Regions from separate parts of the Homo sapiens genome. Here region 1 is linked to region 2. The links are chromatin contacts, found by Hi-C in ENCODE. All regions are on one chromosome and are shown on one strand. The core of a region is the stretch at or near the end of the contact, and the rest is flanking DNA. Distances in the headings are between cores, read along the strand shown.

Region 1 (7,088 bases), core at 4,440-6,939, 2.8 Mb after region 2:
GTATGACTCCAACTCTATGACATTCTGAAAAAGGCAAAACCATGGAGAAAGTAAAAGAATTCAGTAGTTGCCAGGGGTCCTGGGGAGCCTCTGGGGGATGAATAGGCAGAGCACAGAAAATTTTAGGGCAGTGGAACAACTCTGTGTTATACTGCAATGGTAGATAAATGTCATTATACATTTGTCAAAACCCATAAGATGTACAATACCAAGAGTTAACCCCAGTGTAAACCATGAACTTTGGGTGATAATGACATGTCAATGTGGATTCATCAATTCCAACAAACATACCATACTGTGTAGAATGTTGATAGTCGGGGAAGCTGTACATGTAAGAGGGCAGAGAGTATATGGGAACTCTCTGTACTTTCCACTCAGTTTTGCTGTGAACCTAAAACTCCTCCATAAAATAAAGTCTATTTTAAAAACTAATATATTAAAAAACAATGTTTGTAAAAGTTAAACGGGATCATTGACATAATGTGATCATCCCACAAGCCTGGTCAACACCTACCCAATTATCCAACACACCATATCTTAGAGCCTTAAACCACGCAAGCCCTTCCTTACACCACCCACTCCACCTACCAAAATTCTAACTGTCCCAACACACCACAGTCAAACTCAACATGCTACCAAGTTCATGAAGCTTTCTTTCCCTGATCCCACCTCTTAACTTCAGGTTCCTTCTTATACCTCTCTGTACCCTGTGACATCATTCTGTCTAGCTTGAGGACTAAGCTCTGATTATTATTTTTTTTTATCTTGCCCAAATTCCTTTCTAAGGGGTCTGGGGAGTCATGCCCTACAAACCATAAATTCTCATCAGATGAGTTTTATTTAACCCTGTATAACGTGACTTACTTTCCAGTCTGACTCAGGCATAACAAGGAAGAAAATCAAAATGTTTTACCCTAAAATATATTTCTTTGCCATACCTTGGAACTGTCCTGCAAAGTCTCTTGTGGGAAAAACCCACATTCTATAGAGAATTCCCTTTCCCCTTTGTTTTCCTTCCTTCCTTTCCAGATCCAGGAGATAATCAATTAAGAGCCAGGCACTCTTTCAGGTCTCATAAGAAACATTTTACAACCTGCTATCTCTGAAGTCCGCTATCTGAGAGCTCTGCAAAATAAAACTTCGTCTCCACAATCCTTTATCTTAACCTGAACATTTCCTTTGATCTTAGGTCTTGAGATAAACTCAACTAATTGTCAACCAGAAAATGTTTAAATTTACCTATAGCCTGGAAGCCCCTGCTTTGGGTTGTCCTGCCTTTCTGAACCAAACCAATGTATTTCTTAAATGTATTTGATTGATGTCTCATGCCTCCCTAAAATATATAAAAACCAAGCTGTACCCTGACCATCTTGGGAACATGCTCTCAGGACCTCCTGAGGGCTGTGTCACGGGCCATGGTCACTCATATTTGGCTCAGAATAAATCTCTTGAAATATTTTATAGAATTTAACTCTTCATCAACAGACTCATGGTATTTAACCAAAACTTTTAATAAAAATGTGACCTTTTAAAAATCAGTGATTATATCTAAAAATTCAAATTTCTTACTATTCTTAAAAAAACAATATGACACTGTTACCAACTGGGAATAGGGGAAAGTAGCAGGGATTGCATAGAGACCCTCTCCTTGTGGCCTTCCCAACACTGAGGCAGAACTGTTGTCATTTATCACTGTCCCTGTGTTGTTTTTCTTCTTCCCTCCCACTTCGCTTACTCCAAGTGTCAGCCTGGCGCCAGTCCCCATGTGAGGTTGTAGCCTTATTTAGTTACTAATACTTGTTTATTTGTCTCTTAACCCTACAAAACTATAAGTTTCTTGAGAGCAAAGACTTGTTTCTCATTCACCTTTATTTCTCCTATACTCCCTCCCATCCAACCATAGTATATATTTATCAGCTATTTCCTGAATTTAGCGAATTATCAATCAACAAAACAGGAAAAATGTTAAAACTTAATTCATTATGAATGCTACTCAAGATTTAGCAGTTGGTAGGACTGCATCTTTACTATATTTAAATTCACTTCAAAACTCAATGATAACCCTTTTTCATATCTAAGTCACAATTAGGCTCTTTTTGAGGGTAGAGTGAATGAGAGGCTGAGATGCCGAAATGGAAGGAAGAAATCACGTGTTAAAGGCCTACTGTGTGCTAGGCACTGGTTGTAGGCTAAATAATAAAATGAGGGAAGGGCAAATCTAGAAATAAAAGAAACGTAAGGGAAGAAACCTATGTTGGAGCAGGTAGGAACAGCATTCCAGGACAGCCAGGATTCTGCAACAAGCAGTTAAAAGTATAGAGCTGCCAGGTCAGGGGATGGTTACTTTGTGTAAACTTTGTAGAACATTTACAACATTCTTAGAAGTGGTGAACTGATGCCACCTGAAGAGTCTATACTGAAGCCTATGACCTTCCCTGTTCCCCCAACTGAGGACTCTTCTCCTTTTAATCAAAGCAGTCAATTTAATTACATCTACATTGAGAAAGTATCACTAGATATCTTTTGCTATCTTGTTTCCTAGGAGGAAAATAGATCATAAAGAAATGTGTCATATAATCCCTGCTGTCAAAACAAAATAAGAAAAATCTGAAATCAGAAATAGTAGATTTCATTTAAGAGTGTAACAGCTTTAATTAAAACCCATAAAGCAAATACTTTGGCCTAACAGTGCTTGACATGTCGTACTGTAAAACCCTTTTAAATTAAATTTCTTAAGATAATGGTAGATTCACATGTAGTTGAAAGATATAATATAGAAATATCTCTTGTACCATTTATCCAGTTTCCCCTAATGGTAACGTCTTACAAAACTATAGTACAATATATCAACCTAAGATATTGATACTGACACAGTCCAGACAAAGCACATTTCTATCACCACAAATATCCCTCATGTTGCTATTTTATAGCCATATCCATTCCCTTCTGCCCTGCTGCCTAATTTTTTAACCTTTGGCAACCACTAATCTGTTCTCCATTTTTGAAATTTTGCAATTTCGCAATTTCAATGATGTTATATAAATGGAATCACACAATATGTAATCTTTTGGATTGGCTGTTTTAACTCAAGTTCTCTGAAGATTAATCCTGCTGTAAAACCTTCTAACTGATGCCAATCATGGAGCAGAATCAAAATCTAGTAAACAAAGACCTGGGGTTCTCTGATGACTCACATGAAAGCAAAGGGAACAAGAAAGATTAAATTTCATTGTCCTTTGTTCTCTGTGACAGGTTTCTCTGTTGTGTTTTCCTACCACCATAAAAATACAAAACCATTCTCATTGTCAAACTGTTTTACTACCAAGACTATTTTACACAGTCAGATTATAAACTTTTATGTTTGTGTGGCCATCAAGGTTTGTGAAGCTTGTCTCAGAAAAACATGCCCAATTAAGAAAGTTCAAAATCATCCTTATTTATATTAATCGTTTCCGATTCCAATTTACAATGAACTTACTGAGTTTTCCACTTAGAACTCAGTCTTCGCTCTCTCACAATACAAAAATAAATCTCACTGGAATTGCTGTTGTTGGAAACAGGAGCCCTTATGTTGTGTTTTAACCAGTGCAGAGAAGAATCGAGTGCATCTGTCAGCTCCAAAATCGAAAAAACTACAAGGCGATTTGTTTGTTCTCCAAATTTTTCCTTTAACACACTTAGGATGTCATTCATAACCACTTCTGATACACGCCAACCTTGGCAAAAGAATCTCATCCCTGAATGTTATTTCAAAAGGAAAAGCAAAATCTTGACCAGGTAATTGCCCAGCTTTCACTCCTTACCATTTTTAAAAACAGATACCAAATAGGCTCATCTCACATTAGCAAGTCGACAACACAAAGAACAAGCTACAAATAATGAAACGGTCTGCAATCTGTTGCCATGTTTCTAAACCACGGCCCTAAAATTCATCCACCTTTTAACCAGACCCACAGTACTCTACTGGTGACAATTTCTTAAGCAAGTCAAAACTCGTTAGTCACCAGACATATGATTACTAGATTAAGCACATACTCTTAAGTTTCAAACCTACGAATTTAAAAGAAAAATAAAGCCTCCAGACAGTTCCTTCCAGTGTTTGTATAGGCCAACAAACGATGAAAAAAATAGAAATGATGTTAAATATTTAAATAATCACTTGTCCAGTAAAAAAATGAACAGCAATTGAATATCTACTTCCTCAATAACCTTACCACATGCACATGTGCATGTACACAACACACAACACACAACACACACACACACACACACACACACACACACCCCTTTAGGACCAGCTTCCATAATACAATCTTAAACTACCACTCCTTTCCCTGCTCCCAGAAGGGACCTAAGGCAAGTACCAATGGTTCCATTTAGACTCTGGAAGTTAACCAGGACAACAGTACACACTCCTTACTCCTTGGTGTTAGCTCACTGACACAGGTGTCTCCCCGGTCCCAAGAGAAAACTCCTAAAGGGTAGGGACCCATGTTCCATTCATCTTTGTATGCCCCACAGTGCTAGAATCTGCAAAATGTTCTACACAGTGAGCACCAAACAAGAAATGTTGAATGTTAAAGAACAAAATAGAAAACTAGATGTACTTAAGAGATCTATAGAATTCCAGAATGCAATATGCAAATGTTCTTATTCCTAAACCTCTCCCAAAGAAGGTAGAGAATATTTAGCTTTGTGGCATTATGTGTCCAAAAGCTTATGTATGGACTTTAAATAATGTATGTATGGCTCAATTTTCTCATCTGAACAATGAGGATAATAAAAATAGCTAACTGATACGGTCTTGAGACAGTTAAAGATGTTGGTATAGGTAATGTCTCCTTAGACCAATGACACGAACGCTATACACATTACTTATGAAGGGTTAGCTACTCATTTTACTGGAAATAATAAATAATATAAATAAATAAGGTCCACACAGCTCTGCAAAGGAGACCAAAGGTTAAAAGAAATTAGCCTAGAAGACGTAATATCACAGTTTGGCAAACTTTTCTGTAAAGGACCAGACACTACTGTAAATATTTTAGGCTTTACAAGACAAGCCGCAATACCCTCAACCCTTGGAGCAACTATTCCCCCTGAAAAATTAGTAGATTTTTTGTTTACATTTTACATTTCAGAATTTAAGAATCATTCTTAGTTCATGGGGCCATACAAACATAGGCTGGATTTGGCCCCCAGGCACTAGTTTGCCAATCCCTGGATAAGATAATAATGGTAATACAGTCAGTGTTTTAAAAGCAACATAAAGAAATGTTTGTGAATTGGCTTAAAGGTAACTGAAAAACGTGCGGCCCCAAACTTCTAAAATCCGGACCGGCGGACCAGTGCGGTGGGGAAACCGGCCAGGACTAGGGCCGGTCTTCAGGAGCCGGCGCGGAACTCCACGGCTCTCGGGGTCCGCTAAGCCCCCGCCCACACTTACTCCCAGCAGCGGCCCGCGGCCGATCACCGTCTCCCCGGGCGCCAGGGCCACCCGGGGACCGCCGTCCCGCGGCTGCAGCTCGAAGCCCCCGGACATGGCGGGCAAGGATTAGGCCCCTTCGCCAGGAGACTGGCCCCTCCGCTGTTTCCGCCCTCCACAGACACGCGCGGGGCAAGCCCACGCCCTGGGAAAAAACACCGAGGGAGGGCCTCAAAGGCTCCCCGCGGCTGCGCCGGTCCTCTCAGAGCCCGGCCCCAGCGCAGCTTCACGAGTCCCGCCCCTCCACGCCTACTAATGACGCAACCGGGGATTCCCCAGTCTCGCCGCCTCAAAACTACTGTTTAAAAACCCCGGCTTATTCCCCAACACCCTTTTCACCTCCCTCCCATCTTGGAGGACGCCGGGCCTTGTAGTCCTGGTGGCTTTCTTCACTTCCTTTCCCGAGCGGAGACGCCCTGGAAAAAACTACCAATCCCCAAAGGCACTGCGCGCCCCTCTCGGCGCCTGCGCGAGTTCTGAGCAGGGCGGGACTCAGGTGGGCGGGATGCGAAGAGCTATGGGGAAGGATTCGAATTCCGGTGGATTTAAATCGCGGGAGGAGAAGCTACCGCGGCCTAGTAGGTAGAAGGGTCTTCCGTTCCCGTTGGCTTAGGTGTCTACGCTCCCGGGGACGCGGCCTGGACGCAAGCTCAGCCTTCCCTCCGCGGCCTGGAGCCGCAGTGACAGTCAACGCTGACGGTTGTTGTCACTTGTCAGTGCCCTGTGTTCTTGGGTTCCAGCAGCTGCAACCCGCGCGGGACACAAGGAGGGTGGCTCAGACGGGACGTGGGGTGATTAGCCCTGACCCGCGGGATTTGGACGGAGTGGGGCTCCCCGCCCCTCCGACTGCGCTGCCGCCGATCTATCCCTCCGAATGATAGTTGAAAGGGGGACGAGCTTTTACTTCACTTGAGAGAGAATTCAGGAAAGCTCAGTTCATAAAGGAGAAAGGGCAGAAGAGGGGTCGTTTCCAGGCATCCAGGCGAACCTGGACGTAGAAGAAAGATTCCTAGTGGGATTTTAGAAACTCGCAAAGGTATCCCCTGCTGTGAAATTCAAAAGCCTTCATTCCCGTTACAGGAATTCCACAAGGGGACGCATTTTATTCTCCCAGTAAGATCCTGGGAGAAGTGGATAAACACACTGTAACGTTTAAATGCACTGTAACGTTTTCCTAATGTGAGATTCTTTTCAAGAACGTTGTGGTTTGGCTTTGGTTTGTATTGGTGGTGGGAGGGGCCAAGGTGCATGGCAAAAACTTGCTCTTGACTCACCCGTTTTTACGTTTGCTTTCTTACTTCTCCTAACCCTCAAGAAGAAGACCTCTGTTGAACACAGACTGCAGTTCCAGCCACCACAGCTAATCTGGATCATGAATGGGAGCCACCGTGGTCTTGGCAAGTCCGAAAACATAGCTGAGTAGCTCGTCTAGAAAAGAGATTTGTGTTCAGCTGAGTTAAAAGAAGTATTTACCTCAAACCTCTCCTCTTGCACAACCAACCCCCGTTATAAAAGGAAGTGCAAAATGGAATAAACTGATTTTAAGTGAATACAAGCTGTCTTTATATACAAAAGTAACTCAAGGATGGTGATGTACCCAGTC
Region 2 (6,977 bases), core at 2,548-5,047:
CAAAGTGAGACCCCATATCTACAACAAATTTAAAAATTAGCTGGGCATGGTGGCACGTGCCTGTAGTCCAGCTACTTGGCAGGCCAAGGTGGAAGGATTGCTTGAGCCCAAGAGTTGAGGCTGTAGTGAGCCATGATCACGCCACTGAACTCCAGCTCGGGTGAAAGAACAAGACCCTGTCTTGAAAAATAAATGAAATAAAATTGCATTCTGAGTTATGGGAAAAATAAAATAAAATGCAAACCAAAACCTGGATAAGGTACCATTTCACACTCATTAGGATGGCTATTATTTAAAAAAAAAAAAAAAAAAAACAGAAAAGAAACTACTGTTGGCAAGGATGTGTAGAAATTGGAAACTTCGTACATTGTTGGCGGGAATGCAAAATGGTGCAGCCACTGTGGAAAACAGTACGGTGGTTCCTCAAAAAATTAAACATAGAGTTACTATATGGCCTAACAATTCTACTTCAGAATATATACCCAAAATAATTGAAAGCAGGCCCTTGAACAGATATTTGCATACCAACATTATTCACAATAGGCAAAAGATAGAAACAACCCAAATGTCCATCAATGGATGAATTGATAAACAAAATAGGACATATACCTATAATGATGCTACTCAGCCTTAAAAAGAAAAGAAATTCTGATACTTAAACGTGGGAGACATAAAGCCAAACACAGAAGGACAAATATTACATAATTTCACTTACACGTGATACCTAGAGCAGTCAAATTCACAGATACAGAAAACAGAATGGTGATTTCCAGGGGCTGGGGTAAGGGGAGAATGGGGAGTTAGTGTTTAATGGGTACAGAATTTTTGTTAGGAATGATGAAAATGTTCTGCAGGTGGATTGTGGTGATGATTGCACAAAAATGTGAATGTACTTACTGTAACTGAACTGTACACTTAAAATAGTTAAGATGGTAAATTTTATATATATTTTACCACAATTAAATTTTAAAAAATGAAATGATGTAATCTTCAAGGTTGAAGATTTATTGCCCTAATAGCAATAGGATGTGGGGAAGGGTGATGGGCTTCTCTTGCCTCCCTCCCTCTCATTGACATCATCTCCTACAACTTTATGACTGGTTTTTGTCTCATATCTGTCCCTGCCCACCACCACCAGATACCCACATTGCTACCTCATTCCTTCATTGTCTTTTGGCTTCCATAGTTTCTGATAAGAAATTTGCTGTAATTCTTATCTATTTTTTCCCCTCTGTATGTTTCCCAGCCCCTTCCTGCTCTTCACTTCTTCACATCTCTGTTCAATGGTCTTTCCTCAAACAGCTCTTAAACTAACCATTCTACTTAAAATGGCCATATTTTTTTTCTGCCTGCTTTTAAGACTTTTCTCTTTATCACTGGTAATAGCCAGCCATGAATTTATAATAGATGGCACCAGTGGTAGGAAGTGAGACGAGAGAAGTTCATCAACCCTTCCTTACATCCCATTGCTATCCTGGTAATAAAGGTTCATCCTCAAGGAGTATTTCTGACTGCTCAAGGACACCACGTGGACCAGAAGAGCCTGTTTTTCAAACCTATGAGATTGTGTAAACTTTCTCTCATCATACACCGGAAGGCCAATTCAGGGAAAGAAGCAGTGGAGGGTATGGGGATGCTATCCTAGAGAGAGATTTTTTTTTTTCTAAAAGACACATGTTTCTTGCAGGCGTCATTTAAATTATGTAATCAAATAAAGCTTTAAACCAGAGTTGGCAGCCCTAAATGGATGTACACCTAATACACAACTTCAAAATACATGGAGCAATGTGAATAGTGATCCTGGAGTTGTGCACTGTAGTGGCTCTGCTTATTAGCCCCTTCCCACTCTTCACTTCTTCACATTATTCACATCTCTGTTCAGTGCTGTTTCCTCAAACAGCTCTTAAACTAACCATCCTACTTAAAATAGCCATTTCCCCAACCATCCCATGACTCTGCTTTATTTTCCTTTGTAGCATTTATTCACAACATACCATTTTATTATTTATTGGTTACTTTTCTGTTGTCAGTCTCCTTCACTACAGTATAAACACCATGGGTGCATCTTCACTGTCTTATTCATATCATATACCCAGTTCCATGATCAGAGCCTAGAACATTCATAGTAGATGCTAAATAATACTTGTTGAATGAATTTATTTATTTACTTATATCATTTAATATGAAGTATGTATTAGTCCATTCTCACATTGCTATAAAGAACTACCTGAGACTGAGTAATTTATAAAGAAAAGAGGTTTAATTGACTCACCGTTCCTCAGGCTGTACAGGAGGCATGGCTGGTGAGGCCTCAGGAAACTTACAATCAGGGCAAAGGGGAAGCAAGCACGTTTTCACATGGTAGCAAGAGGGAGAGAGAGCTAAGGGGGAAGGACACACACTTTTTTTACCATCAGACCTTGTGAGAACTCACTCACTATCACGAGAACAGCAAGGGGGAAATCTGCCCCCATGATCCAATCGCCTCCCACCAAGTCCCTCCCCCAACATTGGGAATTATAATTCAAAATGAGATTTGGGTGGGGACACAGAGCCAAACCATATCAAAGTATACAGCTAATATTTATAATTGTTATTTGAGTTTATCTTTTTCATTTTTATATTTTTTCCATTCATTCTGCAATTCCCTAACTTTGTGTCATGTATACAGTCAGCTTGAGAGGTGGGGGGGAGAGAAAAATGTATAAAGTAAGAGCTCCACAAAGAAATCCCTACTTCCTGTGGAATACAATTCGAAGTCCTTTGCAAGCAGATTGGACATTCTAAATCCAAGGGAGGCAATAAAGTTTTATTTTAATTTGTATTTATTGATGTATTTTTTTTTGAGTCGCAACCTCACTCTATTGCCCAGATTGGAGTGCAGTGGTGCGATCTTGGCTCACTGCAACCTCTGCCTCCCGGGTTCAAGTGATTCTCCTGCCTCAGCCTCCCGAGTAGCTGGGACTACAGGAGCCCGCCACCACGCCCAGCTAATTTTTGCATTTTTAGTAGAGACGGGGTTTCACCATACTGGCGAGGCTGGTCTAGAACTCCTGACCTTGTGATCCGCCCGTCTCGGCCTCCCAGAGTGGTGGGATTACAGGCGTGAGCCACCGCGCCCGGCCAAGTTTTATTTTTTTAAAGCACTCAAGAAGTTAGGTTTGTTTCTAGAAACGTGGAAGCATCCGTCTGCTTCCTTCCAGCGTCCCTTTGCTTCCTTCCAGCCTCCCAAGGAGCCCAATTCCTTAATTTTCCCTACAGAGAATAGCACCAGGTCCAAAGCAGCCTGAATCAAAGCTCCTCCTTTGGTAATTGACAGCTGAGGGAAATCCTACTGAGGCCCACCCCCACCCTCCTCCTTGCTAGGCTGACAGGCAAAACTCGGTGGCAGTGGCTTCCAGCTCAGCCAATAGACGAAGCGGGAGCAAGAGCCTGTGTAAACAAACCCAGAGTGCGGCGCCTTGGTCTCCTCCCCCACGAGTGGGCCGGGCGCATCCTTGGCCCAATGCCTATCCCAGGCTAGCGTAGCGTCCTTTCAGCCAATCAGAGCCGGCATCTCCCTCAAGGAGGTGTTCCACCACAGGAAAAAAAAAATGAAGGAAGAGAAAAGACAGACATTAAAACCAATCAGAAGCTGAAACTTCTGAGGGAGTGGGCGGGCACTGCTTCACATTTAGACCAATAAAAACCACATATGCCATTCTAGGTGACCGAACGGCATCTTCTTTGGCCCAATAGACGAATGGGGCGGTGCCCGGCAACCAATGGCTTGGGTTCGGGGGCGGGGCGAGGAGGCAGTGTGCAGTAAGAGATAACCTGGCAAGTGGTAGTGGCGCTTCTCGGGTGCTGTGCTTCACGTTTTGGTACTAAAGGCCGAGACTGTTGTGGCGACGGCGACCTCTACGGCAACGGCTTAAGCTCTCGGAGGAGTGGCAGAGTACGATCTGAAGGAGGGGCTTCTGGTTAGCCCAGGTGGGCTCGGGTGCCCGGGCTGCTGGGGAAAGGACTCGAGGGAAACGCCGTTCTCCCGGCTCTGGGGGCGCCCTGCGCCTCCCTTTCTGCCGCCGTCGGGGCTGTGAAGGGCGGCACGCGCCTGCCCGAGCTCCTGTAGGGAGGGAAAGCGCGCGGGGTCCCACGTCGCGGCCATCGGCGAAAAGGGGCGTCCGCTGGGGTCAGCCCCTGCCCCTCGGGAGCAATAGGGGGTTTTCGTCCCTTTCCCCCCCGCACAGGTGCTCTGTTTCCCCCCGACTCCCACCCAAGTTCCTGACTCCCCTCAGCGTCCTCCTAACACTCGAACCGAATTCTTGGCCTGAGTCCCATTTCTACCCAGGTGCAACAATGCTAGGCAAATTGACCCGCGCGGCATCCCCCGCCCCTCTCCCCGGGCTGGAGCGGGAGGGATTGCGCGTCGTGCCCTTCCCCTATTCGCGGCCCCTGCGCGTCCTCTGCCTTTTTATACTTGCTCCATCTCCCCCTTGACTCCAGCCCTCATTCTTCATGCCTCATTTGCCTGGGAGACGTTCGCCACTTCTCTTGTGCCTTGCGGTCCGTGAGTGAGCCCATCACCCCCTACCAACCCCTAAATTCCATTCTCATCTCTCCAGAAAACTAACATTTTCCACTTGCCTCTTCCAGGCAGCTGGAAGGTGAACTGAGAGAGGCAGAATACGCAGAACAGGGAGTTTGGCAAGGTTGGGAACTTTAATGTTTTGTTCCTGGTAGACTGTTTTTGCCTTCAAATGGCATTTGACCATTATACCCGCTCTAGAATCTTTGTCCTAATGCAGTTCTTTTGGTGGTAATTGCTGAAAATGCAGTTGAAAAGGGCTAACTAGAAGCAAGGGATTTAAATTTTGTTACTATTATTTTCAGTAAATTGAATTGGATTATACTTTAAACAGCTTAACTGGGGTTTCTGGGAGTTTGTAGTGTAAGGGCCTGGCTACCCTACTTTGTCATAAAATATAGAACATACTTAGTTGTACAGCACAGTGTGATTCGATCACACCCAACCTATGAAGGGATAATAACAGCATTGAATCTGTCCAAAAACAACATTCCCTGTTCCCTTTTCACCTTCATAGTATATTCGTTTGGTTTCTAGTAATGTCGGTTCTAGCCATATGTTTTTTGATAACAGTACAAACTATGCTGTGCCTAAGTAAAATTATGCCAACAATTTTATGGGGAAAAGCTAATGCACTGCTCTTAGCTTTGATTAAGATTTTAGACGTTTGAAAATATAAATTCAGATATTGGACAGTGAGGGTTTTATTTTGAAGGTTGGAGGAGATTGAAGTGTTGGGGTAAGACTGATAGGCTCCTCTGGCTACTTGTATATCGGGGTGGGGAGAATATACAGGTTTACAAAATCTTGTAAATTCTCACAGTGCTTAGTTTCCTGACTTTTCAAAAATTGGAATTGTTTTTCCTAGCTTTCAGTGGAGAAATGTAAGCTATGAGTTTAACATCATGTTCACTGTGTTTTGGCCAGGATTTTGCAAGCTTTTGTGGAAAAAATTATATTGCTTTCTTTATCCTGTTTGTAATGTATGTATCAGTATGCTTCCTTGTATTTTACTGTGGTAAAATTGTATCTTGTATATAAAGAAAAAAGTCTATTATAGTGAATTAAAAGAAATCTTTACTCTGAGGTGGCAGCCTTGTCTAATGGACCATATGTTTAAGCCTTGTTAATAAATCACACTAGAGCCTAGCACAGTGGTGTGTGCCTGTAATCCCAGCCACTTAGGAGGCTGAGGCAGGAGGATTGCTTGAACCTAGGAGTTTAAGACAAGCCTGGGCAACATAGTGAGACCCCATCTCAGTCAATCAACCAATCAATCAATTACACTAAAAAGAGTAAGATCTTAAAACTGTTCCAACAAATGTCTGGGTGTCTAAAACAAGGAAAAGAGTTTATGACAGAGTTACAGCAGTCATCAGAGAAAAATCCTGGACAAATTGCAAATCTGTAACAGTTGTGAATTGCTGTGACTGCAGCTGAAAACCAAAGTTATTTTTGTGCAGTCTTTTTTGGGAGTATTTGTGTTTAATAATAACTTGTTTGCAAATTTAGAGGACTCTAGCTATGATTTCTTCTTAGAGACCTTGAGGAGCTCACAGTTTAATGGAAGAGAGAACTAGAAACCAATAATTAAATGCAGAGAGTGAGGTTCTGCAGTAGAAGGTATATACAGGGTGCAGAGAAGCACGATGGCACTGTGTTCTGATCTCATCTCCTACTGCTCTAGACTTCCTGAAGTGCCATTTCCTGAACCTACCTGTTTTTTTCCACCATCTGGACCTCTCTCTGTATGCACCATTCTCTCTCCTTGCAAGCCTTTTCCACACCTTATGTGCTTGGTGAAATTCTGTTTCTTCAAAATCTTGAAGCCTGCCTCTGCCTCATCCAAATGTTTTGCCTACTTCTCTGTTATTTCTTTATAAATAATTATAGTCAATTCTCATTATTTGCAGTAGTTATATTCTATAAAGTTGCCAAGAACACTGAATTATCAAATATTCAACCCTTGTTCCCAGGGAAAATATATACATATATACATATCTCACACAGATTACAAAATTAATTCCTAAAAACAACTCATCCTGGTAGATTGAATTTTCCTTACTTACAAAAAATAAAGGAAGTACAGAAGTGTTAAGCGATTTGCCTGAGGCCTCTCTACTAACAGGTGCCAGAGTTAAGATTCAGACTCGTCCAGATGGCCCCAGAGCCAGAGCTTCTTGCACTACGCTGCACTGCCCTCTGCTGTCTCTGTCCTCTGGTCATCTTTGTATGAGGGCTGAGACAAGGCTGAGGGTCACCTTGGGACTTGGGCAAGGAGTGACATATTTTTCACTACTATGTGTATATCCATAAGTCACCTTGAAAGCTCCACAAGTATTTGGGGATTACAAAGACATTTTAGCAAGTAAGCAAATTTGCAAATATGGGATCCACAAATAATGAAGAT

Evidence for each region. Hi-C counts contacts between places; a loop is a spot of excess contacts on that map. Pooled maps may share reads with other maps.
Region 1: a map of CD8-positive, alpha-beta T cell shows a loop between it and region 2 (13-fold over the local background). The contact joins the promoter of APLF here to the promoter of PAIP2B in region 2. A Hi-C loop is called at or near these places in 2 of 168 maps with a recorded cell type or tissue (CD8-positive, alpha-beta T cell and naive thymus-derived CD4-positive, alpha-beta T cell) and 6 of 50 pooled maps.

What each region holds. Positions count from the first base shown.
Region 1 is chr2:68,466,186-68,473,273 of GRCh38, reverse strand. APLF (aprataxin and PNKP like factor) reads right to left here and starts at 5,689. Exons shown (of 10, transcript NM_173545.3): 1 at 5,447-5,689. The coding sequence starts at 5,542. It overlaps FBXO48 (F-box protein 48), which reads left to right and starts at 5,980. Exons shown (of 4, transcript NM_001024680.3): 1 at 5,980-6,063; 2 at 6,804-7,088. RefSeq lists a silencer at 5,405-5,614 and enhancers at 4,956-5,850, 5,851-6,746, 6,840-6,899.
Region 2 is chr2:71,223,923-71,230,899 of GRCh38, reverse strand. It overlaps PAIP2B (poly(A) binding protein interacting protein 2B), which reads left to right and starts at 3,797. Exons shown (of 4, transcript NM_020459.1): 1 at 3,797-3,972. RefSeq lists enhancers at 3,512-3,651, 3,867-4,367.